Linked DNA regions of Mus musculus: region 2 is linked to region 1. The links are chromatin contacts, found by Hi-C or POLR2A ChIA-PET in ENCODE. All regions are on one chromosome and are shown on one strand. The core of a region is the stretch at or near the end of the contact, and the rest is flanking DNA. Distances in the headings are between cores, read along the strand shown.

Region 1 (3,483 bases), core at 688-3,187:
ATGCACTCAAGAGTGTGCTGAACTACTGGGTCTATGTTCTGTACCATCAAGGCAAAACCCTGATGTTTCTGCACTTCATGCTGTGCCCTGTTACCACTGTCTACAACTGACAATGTTAACAACTGAGAGAAACATGATGGTCAAATGAAAACTCTTGCTATAGCTTCATAAATTCCCTATTATCAATTCTAAACACCTATGCCTCACTTCGGTATCCCTCCCTAAGTAAATCAGCCCTGAAATTGCTATCCAGAGACCTGACTTCTAGACCCAGATCACTGCCTTTCGGGCTGGAATGAATCTTGGCCCTCTAAGATTGATAAAGGTGCTAATCCCTCATGCTTTTAATTTTCTCACCCATAAAACACTATTACTATTCATATTTACCTGTATTACCCCTGGCAGGATAAGGATCATACCTATACATACAGTTAAGCACTCAGCTAACTTAGGCATTACTAATAAAACAGTAATAATTACTCAGCTGTAAGGGGTCTTTTTCTTGAATAATCATCTTCTTCAATACAGACCACACTTGAAGTTAATTCTTCCTTCCTTGCTGAAACCAATCAAATCTACCAAGCCACCCAGATCTAAAACTTCTCCTAGCAACCAGAAGCCTTTCCAGAGCTTCCTGGCTGCTGCTGCTGCTGCTGCTGCTGCTGCTGCTGCTGCTGCTCCTCCTCCTCCTGCTCCTCCTCCTCCTCCTCCTCCTCCTCCTCCTCCTCCTCCTCCTCCTCCTCCTCTTGCAACAGCTGAGCTGTAGCAGCCAGTCTGCATCCTACTAACACCATCATCCCATCAGTTGAACCCACGTTCCAAAGTACCTACTCACCTGGGAATCAGACCCTGGAAACTCAATCACTTAGCAGTTTTCATTCGAGTATGTTTGCCTGGGTGGCCAGGATTCAGAAGGAGCTCACTCACTCTGAGAGCTATTTTTAGCCCAATTTTGGTACTTGGTAAAGTAGTAATAGCTGTTATATCCAGTTGCACAGAGCAAAAACAAACAAACAAACACCAAAAAACTAGACTTTGCCTTCTCTGAGAAGCTGAGGGCCCCTCAAGATAAACAGGCTAAGGATCCAATTGACACCCGCCCCGCCTGCCCCCTATGCTGTGCCTCCTTCCGCGACACGCTGGAGGAGTACCTGGTGGCGCGGGAGGAGAGTGGGGAGCGGGGAGTGTGAGACAGGATATCAGAGCATGGCCACACAGGGCATCCACGGAGAATGGCAACACTCAGCTGCTGAGTAATTTTCCTGCGGAGCAAACAGTCGGAGCAGGGACCCTGCCAATAGCTATAATATTTTTATCCTACTTAACCAGCACCGTCCCCAAGGATGTCCCCGCGCCGCACTCTCCAGGTTCACCCTAACCCTAACCCTGGGTGCTGTGGACAGCACAGCACAGCGGTTCGGGTCAGTACGAGCTGGCGGGCGCTGCGAGGTTGGCCGAGTCCGCAGTGTCTACAGCTCGGGGAACGTGTCCACCGCGTCCCGGGCAAAGGCCCCAACACCGGCCACCGGTCCGACGCCGGGCCTACGCGGAAGCGGGCAGCAAGCAAAGCGGCCAGCGGCTCCACAGCACAAGTTCAGCCTCGTGGAAGCTGTGAACCGGTCCCCGGCCCTGAACAGCCTGCTGCTCGGCCGCAGCGCCCGCTCCCCGCCGCGCGGGAATGAATGGGCTCCCGCCCACCGCGCACGCACTCACAGGCGGCGTAGGCGAACAGCGCGATGCCGAGCAGAAGCTTCATCCTCCTGCGGTTGACTGAAGAGACAAGGCGCAACAGCCCCTTGCTCACCATGCCCGGGAACCGCTCGGGTCCGGGGCCTGCCGCGCCGGCCAGCCGCAGCACAATGCGCGGCGGCCCGAGCCCCGCCCCCGTGCACCAGCCCCACCCCCGCGCGCCCGGCTTCCTGCCGGCTAAACCACTGCGCTCGCGCGGCTGGGTCCCGGCCTCCGGCTCCGCCCACAGCCGTGCCCCGCCCTCATCCTCCTTTTCCCCGCAAGCGCAGTGTAATCCCTGAGTTTTCAGGATGGTGTCAATCAACCAGGGATGGGTGGGCACAGTGGGTGGCTCGGAGCGCGCATGCGCAGCCCAGTGTGCTTGCCCCCTTTTCGCTGCTGGGGTAGCGTTCGACGTTTGGCGCGGATCTCGGAAGTTCGCCTGCAACTTGCAGGGCGCTTGCGCGTTCTTAGTCCTACACGGCCGGCTGGGCTGTGGCCTCGCGCTGTTGGAGATGAAGAACTGGTTTGCTGTAATTGGTGTGTCTTGACAGTGAACAGTTGAGTTTCTATGAGTGCGGGGCTAGTAAGTTGCCTTCTTAGCTGTTCTTTTTGCAAGGCAGGAAAGTGATAAATCCCAAACGCGCCGGTGAATCGACAACACTTCTCTTCATTTTCTTTATTTTAAAGATGAAGGGTATATTATCATGAAGAGGTTGTTAATCGTTGGAATTTAGGACAAACCACACTGCAGTGGGAACAGCAGAAATGAGCAGGGATCATTTCTGGTACAAAGTGTATGGGAATAATTTCAGAACAACAGACACTTTGCCTGATCATAGTTACCAAAAGCGAGACAGAATGCTCTGGTTATGTCTTCTCCTTAAGCATAGCACAATGAGATCTGAGGTACTTTTCCTCTCAGATGTTTGAATATTAATGAGACTCAGTGTTGGCAGACAGTTTCACATTCATAACAACCCTGATAAAAGATAGAAACATGAGGGCTGCTTGAAGACCTATGAAGAAAGGGTTGCCATCTTCAGATTGTATGAGTGTACTGTAATGTTGGGATGTCTGCATGGTTAAGGAGGGAAGAACATAGACCGGAGACTGTGACTCTGGATTTTCATGTCTCCATCTGTAAGTCATTTCCAATTCAGGAATTTTCTGGTGAGTTTTAAGAACTAAAAACTATCCATTGAAAGGACAATTTAGAGCAAAAGCTCCACATCCTATCAAATAGGCAGACTCTTGTCAAAAGTAACTACATTAATAGTGTAGAACACAGAGGTTCCTAAAAGTGACCCATAAAACTTTGCTTTGAGCAATAGTGATAGGAAATGGTGAATTAATCAGTTGATTTTGGACTGTATCACCCAGTACTGTATTGTACCTGTCAAGCTATATCCTAAGGGAATGCATACAAAGAGTCTTCAGAAACACATGTTCTGCTAGGCCTTAGGGTATTTGATAGAATCAGAAAAGTCCTCTTTCCTTAAGATACCTTCCATCCATCTGTCAGGAAATTGTCATAATAAATGCATACCCTTTTGTCTGTAACATTGTACAGATCTATGGTGTATATCTTAAGTGCATCCAGGAAAGGAAATGGAGTTGAATGATATTCCCTGTGCACTAGGGGCTGTGGAGCTGGGTAGGTATATCTGCTCTGATGGGGTTTTCTGGAGTGCAACTGGATTATAATTACTACGAGAGCTCCAAAGAAGCAAGCTGCTGAAACATGAAAAACCT
Region 2 (3,902 bases), core at 165-2,664, 50 kb after region 1:
CACTATATTCTTCTTGCTACATTATTTCTTTTTGAAAAAAAAATCATGTTTGTATATTACAAATTTTATTTTTTAATTAAAAAAGTTTATGCAAATAAACATTTTATATTCTTTAAATTGTTTTTAATTCTGATGAACTCACAAAGACATCACACAGCTAGATCAAGGTAGCCACTCACAGGGAAACTTGTATACTCATTTAGATGTATAGAATTTGAGTCTGTACAATTATTTATCAATGCAGCAAGCTTATTGCATTTATGCTTAAATGCTTTTATGTACATGCTTTTAAATGTTTATATTTTCATTTATAATAAGGTAGATGCTGGTAGATATATTCCACTTACAAAAATCTTTGGAATTTTTAATAATTTTTAAGGAGAAAGGAGGTTGAAACTAAGACACCTATGAACTACTGACTATAGATAGCCTCGAATTTACTAAAGATGTGGGTTTATGCTTAGCCTCGCCTTTTGAGGCCATGTCTGACTCCAGAAAGCTGCTTTGGAAGAATAGTTCCTGGTGTTCTGGAAGCCAAGAAGAAGGCGGAACAGATGGTCCAGACCTGTTCTGGGAAAAATCTGGGCTTCTGTTTGAGGCACTGAGTGCCTTCCATATGCCTAGCTGAACAGCACATAAGCCATGTCCTATGGAAGCAGAAACGGTCTGTCCCGTAATCTCATCCTTACATTTCTAAAATGTTAGCCTTCAAGCGAGTCTGAGTTTGGAGTCTGAGTTTGACAGTGTAACTTGTTGCCACATACTAAATTTATGCTCAAGAATCATTCAATCCAGTTACAAAAATAAAGCACATGTGTGCACACACGCGCGCGCGCGCGCGCACACACACACACAGTCTCATAATGTTCCCAGTAAGTTGATGAGTTGGTATACCCAGCCTACAGGACCAGGGTTGAACATGCCTGAGGACATTTGTGGATATTAATTTGCTTTTAATACTAAGTTGAGTCAGGATGAATTTGCAATACTATTCATGTTGGCTGGGATTCTCTGGAAAATGAGGGACTGTTGTTAATAAGCAACACATGAAAACAGAGAAGCTGAGAACTATGAGACCTCTCATCTTGATGATAACCAATGAGGTTAATGCATTCACCCCAGGAAATTGCACTTTGCCCATATGTCAGCTATGATCAAATGATGGTCAGATTACATAACCTCCCACCCCCCCTTTAGGTTCAATTTTCTTGTTTCAAAAAAAAGAACATTCAGGAAAGGTATTATAGAAACAGTTTCTTGTTTCTCCTTTTTACATGTTTGTCTTGTGTAATTGAATTTAAAATATTTGCAACTTCACAGATCTTAGCCCCACAAACCTTGCTCTTTCCCAGGAGGTGACTAATCAGATCCTCCCTGGCAGAGGGAAGAGGAATAATCCACCAGGAAAGACCCTGAGATCTGCATGCTGTAACATCTTTTTTGCTGCACCAGGGTAAGTAGGAGCACACCAGATCCTGTCTGCCAAATCCCTGGAGCTTACATTCCTCAATGGATGGCTTCCCTGAAGGAACTCAACTTCCAGCCAGAAATTTTCTGACTTTGCCTCATGCACTGACACCCTGCTAATGGCCTGTCATAACCCCAGTTAATTTTTTACAGAAGTCTCCCTATTCTCTGAGCAGGTGGATACCACGGGAAGGGCTGCCCATCAGTTACTCTGATCTCTGAAGTCCCTTTCCGCCCACTTTTGGGATGTTCTACCATCATTAACAGTGTTGATAGAAAGCCTAGGATAACTATTTTTTGGAAATTACAGAGGATTTATGAAATGTGTCAAGATAGCGAAGGGCTTCTGATTTGATAAATCCTGACAAAGAATCCAGGTTCAGAAGATGATTTTACGATCAGTTTAATCCAAGGAAAGTTGATTCCATGATTTGCTTCAGGTCTAACTAAAATAGCTGAGCTGACCTGCCTAGCATCACCACTGGGAAAGGAGAATTCATACTCTAAAGCTGACGTGTGCTGAGGAGGACTCTCCCAGATCTGAATAGAGAAATGTATTCTTTCCTGAGCTAACTTGTAATACTCTCCAGGCCCCAGTTCCCTTATAGCAACACGTTATCCCCCCCAACTCCCACACTTCATGTTTGTTGTATTTTCTCTTACTTTTAGATTGCTAATTAAGGACATGGCTTCTTGTCTCTGTCCTGACTCTTAGCACAATATGAGACAGAGAAACTTCTTCAGGTGTTGCCTGAGTCCTCTGTCTTGCTCTGTGTCCCCCTTGGGTGCCTTGGGTGAGAAGGCATGAAGCTCAGACACCTGGAGCAGGTGAGAATGGGGAAGCAAACTCTTCAGGAGAGCTCTTTGTGCCCTCTACCTGTGTTCCATTGGTCCCAAGCAAGCGTGTCCTCCAAGTGGCAGTTCCCGAATCTCTGGGCTCTCAGGCAGGTTTCATTTTGGCTCTAATGCTGAAGTTACCTCTGCTGCTGTGCTGGCCCTACTCCCCGCGACTACACAGTCCCACTCGCCCGTTTATGCGGAAGTGGCCATCCCTGTGAGGTCTGCCATTCCTCCTACATTCAGGAACACTGGCTGAATGCCCATTTCTTTATATGGTGGCTCAGATTAACTTGAAAGACATACATGTTTTTCCAGTTTGAAACGTAGGCATGTTGACACACTTCCTCAGTGTAAAGCAAGAGCCCTGAAAATCCAGGTTAGTGGATTCAGGAGAAGAAACTGTGAATGATTTTTCTAGGAAATGTTTGCAGCTTGCAATTATATATCAAACTTTCACCTAAATTACAACCAAGTTAGTATGTGCTTTGAAATCTTTATGATTGTTCTGCGTACAGTGTATCCAACCTGTTCATAATTAACCTTTAAGAAAAACAATGTATTCAATCTTACTATGCTTTGACCTCCCTAAGGTATGATTTACTCTGTTTCTCCTTAATGATTCATTGGTTCCTAGCTCAGAGCCATGCATTTGTGCAAAAGATGTAGGGGCTAGAATTATGATCATTTGCTGGAAGCAGTAAGGTTTGAATCTCTCCCTCCAATGTTGAAAGCAGTATGTGGGCATAGATTAATAATACTGGGTTTTGTCCTTGGGTGATATTCTGAGTCAATAGGGTCAGAGAAACAGTTTTTCACTTTATGAGACCTCTGTAAAAACGCTGTAAAAATCTGTGGTGTTCCCTCCAAGATGAGTTGGAATAACAGTCAAGTCCCTATGCGCTGGAGGGGTGTAGGGATTCGAGGTACTGCCTTTCATTGAAGCATTTCCTGTTCACCCACTAATCAATGGTTGAGCAATGTCATATTATGTTTGAGGAACTCTTCTGGGTCCCAGAAACAGCAGTTAGATATGTCCCTTCTTCCATGCTCCGTGTGTGTGTGTGTGTGTGTGTGTGTGTGTGTGTGTGTGTGTGTGTGTGTTAATTATTTTAAAAATACTGGAAGGAACTCACAAGTAGACTTGTATTTAGATAAACTAAAAATTACTTTTAAAATTTTATCCCAAGACAGCCTCAGGATGTTTTGGATTTACAATAGTATGAACACAGTACAAATTCAGGAGAAACACACTTTGCATGTTGAATTTTCATCTTTTATTGGGCTAGTATTGTGTCTCTTTTAGGTTCTTGACAATATGCTCATGATTCTTTCGTTTTCCCTTCATGTGGCATCTGTGTTTGATATTACTTTGAAATATTTCAGCATCTGAGAAGGATTTGTGTCTAGTAGTTCTGTGAAAACTTGAGTTTGTGGTATTTTAGCTTCGCTTCTTTTGCTTTTGTTTGATCTTGAGGAAGAGAGAAGTTTGCAGACGGGTGTGGCCAGGTGTGGGGGCCTCATTTCCTCTTGAGTGGATTTCCTTTTCATCAACAATTATTCATACTACACATTTTTTCCTGTATCTGCTTTGTCAT

What was found. Hi-C counts contacts between places; a loop is a spot of excess contacts on that map. ChIA-PET counts read pairs that join two places held with the same protein, here RNA polymerase II (POLR2A).
Region 2: a loop to region 1 is called in a map of left cerebral cortex, with 5 times the contacts of the local background. The contact joins the enhancer-like site here to the promoter of Uxs1 in region 1. A Hi-C loop is called at or near these places in 2 of 37 maps with a recorded cell type or tissue (both left cerebral cortex). POLR2A ChIA-PET finds 5 or more read pairs at or near these places in 1 of 5 experiments (Patski).

Annotation. Positions count from the first base shown.
Region 1 is chr1:43,825,902-43,829,384 of GRCm38, forward strand. It overlaps Uxs1 (UDP-glucuronate decarboxylase 1), which reads right to left and starts at 1,938. Exons shown (of 15, transcript NM_026430.4): 1 at 1,714-1,938. The coding sequence starts at 1,807.
Region 2 is chr1:43,876,817-43,880,718 of GRCm38, forward strand. No RefSeq gene overlaps it. Among named protein-coding and RNA genes, the nearest start is that of Uxs1, 51 kb to the left of the region's middle. Within about 2 kb of position 1,415, at least 1 of the 3 ENCODE cell types and tissues checked has a DNase peak (open chromatin) inside an H3K27ac peak, as active enhancers do; it is left cerebral cortex, where a contact is called at or near this core.